2 separate regions of the Homo sapiens genome follow, and region 1 is linked to region 2. A link is a contact called in ENCODE Hi-C or POLR2A ChIA-PET data. All regions are on one chromosome and are shown on one strand. Each heading gives the region's core, a stretch centred on a gene start or an enhancer-like site at or near the end of the contact. The rest is flanking DNA. Distances are from core to core; before and after follow the strand shown.

Region 1 (3,242 bases), core at 425-2,924, 810 kb before region 2:
AGGATATGAATTTGCAACAAAAGTGGCTATCCCAAAAAGGGCTATGGAGTGGCAGAAAATGTGCCTGCCAAAAATAGAGACCTGGGTGCGATCCCTGGTCTTGATGAGTGTCTATTGGAGATTTCTGGGCAAGTAACTGAACTCTTTCCATTTGTGCCAGCTGATCACGGTCTTGTGAGAGCATTAAGTGATACATGAACAGGGAGCATATTTGAAAATACACCATTCTCTGCTACTACAGAAAGATGCACTAAAGCATAGAAATGGAAATATCATCCTTGAAGGCAAGCAAGTCATTCTGCTTTAATGAGAATGGTGTGTGTGGTGGCAGTCTTCAGCTCCAAACTGAAAGCTGTGAACCACCCCCAGAGCAGAAAGACCACCATTGCTTCCCATATGTGTGTATTTTAGGAAGGGGTGATGATTAAGTCTTAGACACCATTTTTGTCACTACCAAAAGAAAAAGACTAAACAGATGTTCTCTGGGCCCTTTCCAAGCCCTGGTTTATTTTGTTCATCAGTGACTTCGGAAGTCTCTTCCCGACCCTTCACTCTTGCAGAAGAGAGGCAAGTAAGAAGTGAATCTTTCAGAAGATGACAATCTGATTTCCAACAATAGTGTCTTGCAGTTTAAAGATTTTAAATAAGTATCATTTGCAAATACATTGTTTAAAGTTTCCCCAGAGATTGCTAGTAAGGCGAATAGCCCTTTGCATTGGTAGAGAAGGAGGACAGAGTCCTAAGTTTTCCAGCGATTTTCAGGTGATCCCTTCCATTCTCCAAGTCCAGGGGAATTTGAGGCTTCTGTGGCATTAGTGATGCCGACAGGCATAAAAACTGAAATCTGAATATCTAAGCTCTGAGTAGTCTGCTTGTTTTGTGTTTGACCCATTATTCAATGGTTGGTGAGTATTTGCCATTCCTCTAAAACTTCGTATTTTGTCACGTTGCCATACTTCTGGAAAATGCCTGGAATACTCCCTCCCCATTCCCTTGGGATTTTCTACTCATTCTTGGAGCTGCAGCTCAAATTTTCCATTCAATGAGATTCTTCTTTGTCCCCGCAAGTGAGAGAGAGAGAGACAGCCACCATCTGTGTCTCCAGAGGGCCTTGTACAGGCGCTATTTATAGCAGCATCATATTATAATTAAATTATGTATTTGTTTTCTGTATTTGTCAGGCTATGGTCAATAAAATAAAGCCCTTTCCAGGTAGTTCAACAGGAGGAATTTAATGCAATAAGCCAGTTACAAAGATGTTGAGAGAGTGAATAAACCAAAGAAGACGTAAGGGGGCATCTCAGATTTTAGTTACACTAGGAAGCTGCTAGCAGTCACAGGGCTAAAAGAACAAAGGTAAAGCATAAGCTGTTACCAGAGCCCAGCAGTCAAGGCTCCCTGGCTAGATCTGGTCCAGTGGAACTAGGATCACTGGAACACCACCTGAAGCAAAGAGAGATGGGGATGATTCTCCCACCATCTACCCAATACCCATCCTCCAATCTCAAGCCAGTGTCCCCACGGCCTTAAACAGAGACCAACGCCTGTTGCTAAGGCTATCTGGGAAATGCAGATTTCAGAGAATGGCCAAGGACTGGATGTGACAGCAAAGAAGCAAGTAACTGCCTCCCATACCCATCTCTCTCAGTAGACACAGAGTTTCATTCTGATTTCTCCAGCACAAGAAAGATACTACACGAGTTTGCTGAGTAAAGTGCTGAACTGAAAGTAAGATCCATTTCCTTTGTATTCTTGTCAAAGGAGCTTATGCCTCTTTAGAAAAATAATACCAACCTTCTTAGCCTAGCCTAAACCATTTTCTTTTTTCCTCCCTTCAGTTACGGTGTTTCCATCTTTGTCTGTTGGCTTTGTACAGTCTACACATTCTCAAACTTCCAGGAGGATGAGAAGCCACTGGTAATCTTGTTTGAAATTTGCATTGAATTTAGTTCTCTGCTCCCAAGGGCCCTGCTCTGTAGGCCAGTCAGGCTAAGAAAGGAGCTGCTTTGCTCTCAGAAACTTTTTAAGTCTTTTCGTTACCAATTTGCCAGCGTGAGCACATAATGAGGTCTTGGAGTAGCAGATAGGGAATTCGTTTCTCAGCCAAGTGGCTGAACTTGTAGCCATCAGATCGTGGACCATTATCTATAATCACTTCACAGATATTCCACAAAGATAATTTTCTTTGTATGATTAAAAAAAAAAAGCCAGGTCTTTCTCAAGGCTTTCATTAAGCCTGGGCCAAAGCAAGATGAGCTCATGTTGATACCTAAGAGGGTGTGTATCTCTTCTCTAAGATGAAACCATGGGGCTTCAGTCCTAGCTGTGAAGCTACCTTCCAAGAAGCAACCAACGGTAACTATATGAATGGGCGTTTACTAGTCTCTGAATCTCTGGGCTGTTTCCCATTCGTCAATTTTTACATGCAGGATCTGTGTTGGTGATGTCTATTTGTCATGACATTCCTCAGAACCTGCTTATACATCAGCTTAGCACCAGATTCCTTGCTCAAGTTCAGGGGGATACAAGATCATAAGCTACTCTGTGGAGAAACAAATCTGGAAAACTCCATGAGAAAAAAAAGTTCTTGTTTGAGAAAGATGGGTAAGTTGGGGACAGTGGTTTGCTGAAGCCAACTTGTGAAGACCCCCAAAAGCTGATTGAGTGCATCTCTTCCCAACTCTGTGTTCAAAATGGCATCATGCTGGTAGCTTGAAATTGACCAGAATGTTGAGTAGTTACACCACAAAGGCTGGCAAACACTGCAACTCGGGGCTTGTTACTATTAAGTCTTCTCAGAAATCTGGTTGCAAAACATGTACCTCTTGAAGGAGAAGAATCCCATCTTTGCCAACCTCTACCCTTTGATAAAGTCCATCAAATAAGGATTACTAAGAACATACTTGTGGCCAAAAAAAAAAAAAAAATAGGTTTGTTAACCAGCTACGACAAGGTTGATGGAACACCACGGGAATTGTGGAGCATCTCATTAAGATGGGGTTGCAGCGGGGCTTGTTATGGGTTTTGGGCTTGTGCAGAATGATTTTTAAGAGGGGCTAGGGAAGATGGAAAGCTCTATATTGGACGCTGCCATGAAGAACAGGCGTTTAGAAACTAGGTATGCAGCAATCATTATTCAGGAGGAAGAAGAGTGAAGTGGGGCTGAGGGAGTCACTGGGAAAGAAGTCGCCATTAGGTAGGAAAGCAATAATTGCTCAAAAGGACAGAGGTTGCCCATCCCT
Region 2 (3,407 bases), core at 736-3,235:
CTGTCAGAATAATATTCAGCCAGTATTTTCGGAACTGTTAAACCTGGCTAAACAGGTGTCATTCCACAGTGAAGTTGGCAATTCTTGAGGCTCCCAGAAAGTGACTGCTATCTAATGACTCAGCTTGTGGATACGTCGCTACCGTTGTCTTAAGATACCTTTCTTCCCTTCATTTTTACTTTTTTTGCAAAGTTAACCCACACTTATCCTACATAATTTTACTCAGATATCATCTCTTCCAAAAAGTCTTCCCTTGCTACTTCATTAGAACTACTCTCCTGGGTTGGGCGCCACTCTTGCCCCTTCCCACAGTGGCCTGGGCTTCCACCATAACACTTAGCTCGCCGTGTGGCAGTTGCCATTCGCGGGTCCTTCTCCCCACTGTGTAAGCTCCTCCAGGAGCCCTGTGGGTGCCAAGCTGACTTGGAAGGCTATGAGGGCTCAATACACACCCTCAATACTCATTGAATGAATAAAGGCACGGTCTCTGTGTAGGAAATGCAGGTGAACGTCCTTATGCCTCACTTAAGTGAGCTGCCAATATCGGAGTTTAAGTATAATTTTGGAGAACTGCAATCCGTCCTGTTTTCTCCCTACCCCGCGGGAGCTGGCTAAACCAGCCTGGAGGCTAGCAGTTTGCCTGTGTGCCCTAAGCTAGTGACAGCTCATATCAAGCCCAGTATTTAAGGAGCGTGATTACTTTTACTACGTAGTTCCCAGGGAGAAAAGCAACTCAAAACATTTTTGTATCTTTTTGTATCTTGTTGCACAAGATACAAAATTGTGCACTAAGATACAAATTGAAACTCGAATTGAAATTTGGCTGCCAATTTATTAAACCCACCCCAACAATCTTCCCTATTAACAACAACAACAACGAAGAGATCTCAGGATACCCATTTTCATGTGTAATATAAACCGATGCCACCCATCTATCATATCCATCTAAATCTAATAATTCAGCTTTTTGTTTGGCGGGAGTACGACAGGTCTTTATATGATTCAATGTTACAAAGTTTTTCAGAGGACAAATGATGAAAGTGTGAACCCACGGCTATGATGAAGCCGCAGTCTCTTTGAGTACAGAATCATGAGCTAGATATAAAGAACTGGCTTTAAATTCTGAAGTAGATCTTGCTTTTAAATGTTATAGTGGTGGGTAATAATTTCCTTTGCTTCAGTTACTATTTAAAAAGTAAATATGTGTAGATGAAAATGCAGGATTTAAAAAAATCTACTTTGTAGAATAGGATACCTATCATTTATATTAAGCCCAATGCGTGGGAAACGGATCAATGACTTGATGCGGTGCCTATAAAACATTATAATCCAAAGTTGCATTAGGACATAAAAATAACTGCTGATAAAAGTTTACTCAAAGTAGCATCTGCCCCTAATTCAGTTTGTATTTTTATCGTAAAGACCTAAGGCGCCGCGGGAACTAGGCTGTGCGTTCGCCCCCCGCGGCAGACGGCGGCGCGCGGCGCCTCTGGAGCGCCCCTCCGAAGCCCCGTGGGGGCGGCCGTGGCCCCGGGGCAGCCGCTGGCGAGCACCCCAGAGGTCCGAGCCCTCCGAGCCCCAGGTGCCCGGGGCCCGAGCCCCGCCTGCCACTCTCCCCAGCTGCCTTTCCAAACGGCGGCGTGCTGGTGGAGAGAGTTTTCCCGCACCTTGTTCGCCCGTCAGAAAGCGGCGCCGGGAGGGAGCGAGCGTGAGAAAGTGAGCGTGTGCGCTGCAGGAGAGCACGACCCAAGAGCCGGCGCCCGGTGTCCGAGCGCCCAGTCCGCCCTGTCCGCCCCCGGACCCGCGAAGGGCGGGGGCCCGGAGCAGCGAGGCGCGGGAAGCGAGGCCGGCGGGTGCCGGGGGTTGGCGGGACGCGCGCTTCGTGCCGGCGCCGGCCTCGAGCCCGCGCTCCCTCCCCCCGCCCGCGTGCCCGCGCCGCTGCGCGATGCAGTGTGGGGAATGGCTGGGGTTGGCTGAAGAGCGCACAGTGGAGTTTTAATGTCCGCCATGTTGGCCATGGCGTATTGAAGAGAGCGAGCGAGAGAGGAGCGGAGCGGCACAGCCTCCCACCCTCCCGGCTGGTGTTAGTGCCCGGACGGCGGGCTCTGCGCTCCGCCCCTCAAGTCCCCGGCAGCGGTTGGCGAGTGGGGACCGAACCCCCGGTTCTCCATGATCCCGCTGGCCGGGGCCGTTTCCCCAGAGCGGAGAGGTATCTGCTGCGCCTGAGATGAGTAAACTGTCGTTTCGGGCGCGGGCGCTAGACGCCTCGAAGCCGCTGCCGGTTTTCCGCTGTGAGGATCTGCCCGACCTGCACGAATACGCCTCGATAAACAGGGCCGTGCCGCAGATGCCCACCGGAATGGAGAAGGAAGAGGAGTCGGTACGTGTTAACTCCCCTGTCCGACCCACCGTCAGGCCCGCTCCCTCTGCTGCCTGCGGCGGCGGCGGAGCAGCAAACCCACACAAAATGGCCGCCATCTTCTCTTCGCCGCCGACTCTCAGTCGCCGGCCGGGCCTATACCCCGCCTCCCCCAGCCTCGACCCCCGGCCGCCGCGGCCCAGCGGGGCCCCTTCTAAGGCCACCCGCTGACCCTGGCCACTTGTACCCGGGTCCCGCGGAGTTCGGGGGCCCGAAAGGCACAAAGGGGTCACGTGACGAAGCTGCCGGCAGCCATTTTGTGTCTTAGTTCTTGGGTTGGGCCTTGTGCATCCGGAGAGGGGAACGGGCTGGGTGGCTGTGGGGGTGCGGCGAGTCGGGAGCCGTGGAGGACCCGCCTACAGGCCTCTCCGTGGGCCGCTGGGTGGCGCTCCAGGGCCACTGCGGCCTGCGCGCCGCTGCCCGGGCCGGGAGCGCAGGTTCTGTGCACAGTCGGGGAATTTGATTGCCCCATGGTCTGGGAAGCTTGTTGGGCTCAGTGCAGCCCCCACGTGGAGCCTCAGACGGGCATGTCATGTCGCCTGCTGCTCTATGAGGCTTTTCTCCCCCTCTGCAAGGAAATGTCGAGGGTGCAGCGTGTTTGCCCGGACGACTTACTTTTCTAGAAGATAAGACTTACTTTCAGTGTCCTCTTTCTGGGACGTTTGTATCCATCCCTCTCCAGAGCTAGTTGGTCGGAGGATAATAAACCACTATCCCTGACTTTTTCTGTGATCCTTGCGAATATCTTGCAGATTTGTTTGGAGTACCTCTCTCTTCTGAAGCCTGTAACCTTACCTATTTGTAAAATAAATTTAAGTTCTCCTGCTCTCTGGTATCTCAACATAGGGGGAGAAAAGACCCAATTTAAGTAACTTTTATAGATCTAAATTTCGAAGGAGGATCCTTTCTTATTCAAAACCGAACTAAAACTAAGTGACTTGATTCACAGAAATCTTAATATTGAGATGTCTAAATTGGGTGGGTTTCA

Evidence for each region. Hi-C counts contacts between places; a loop is a spot of excess contacts on that map. ChIA-PET counts read pairs that join two places held with the same protein, here RNA polymerase II (POLR2A). Pooled maps may share reads with other maps.
Region 1: a pooled map shows a loop between it and region 2 (2.4-fold over the local background). The contact joins the enhancer-like site here to the promoter of EPC1 in region 2. A Hi-C loop is called at or near these places in 1 of 168 maps with a recorded cell type or tissue (CD4-positive, alpha-beta T cell) and 1 of 50 pooled maps. POLR2A ChIA-PET finds 5 or more read pairs at or near these places in 3 of 52 experiments (Panc1, activated CD4-positive, alpha-beta T cell and activated T-cell).

Annotation. Positions count from the first base shown.
Region 1 is chr10:33,152,543-33,155,784 of GRCh38, reverse strand. No RefSeq gene overlaps it. Among named protein-coding and RNA genes, the nearest start is that of IATPR, 37 kb to the right of the region's middle. Within about 2 kb of position 1,674, at least 5 of the 41 ENCODE cell types and tissues checked have a DNase peak (open chromatin) inside an H3K27ac peak, as active enhancers do; they include CD4-positive, alpha-beta T cell and Panc1, where a contact is called at or near this core.
Region 2 is chr10:32,345,736-32,349,142 of GRCh38, reverse strand. EPC1 (enhancer of polycomb 1) reads left to right here and starts at 1,985. Exons shown (of 14, transcript NM_001272004.3): 1 at 1,985-2,380. The coding sequence starts at 2,228. It overlaps EPC1-AS1 (EPC1 antisense RNA 1), which reads right to left and starts at 1,779. Exons shown (of 2, transcript NR_104163.1): 1 at 1,668-1,779. RefSeq lists silencers at 1,395-1,524, 1,535-2,004, 2,675-2,954 and enhancers at 2,275-2,334, 2,355-2,454.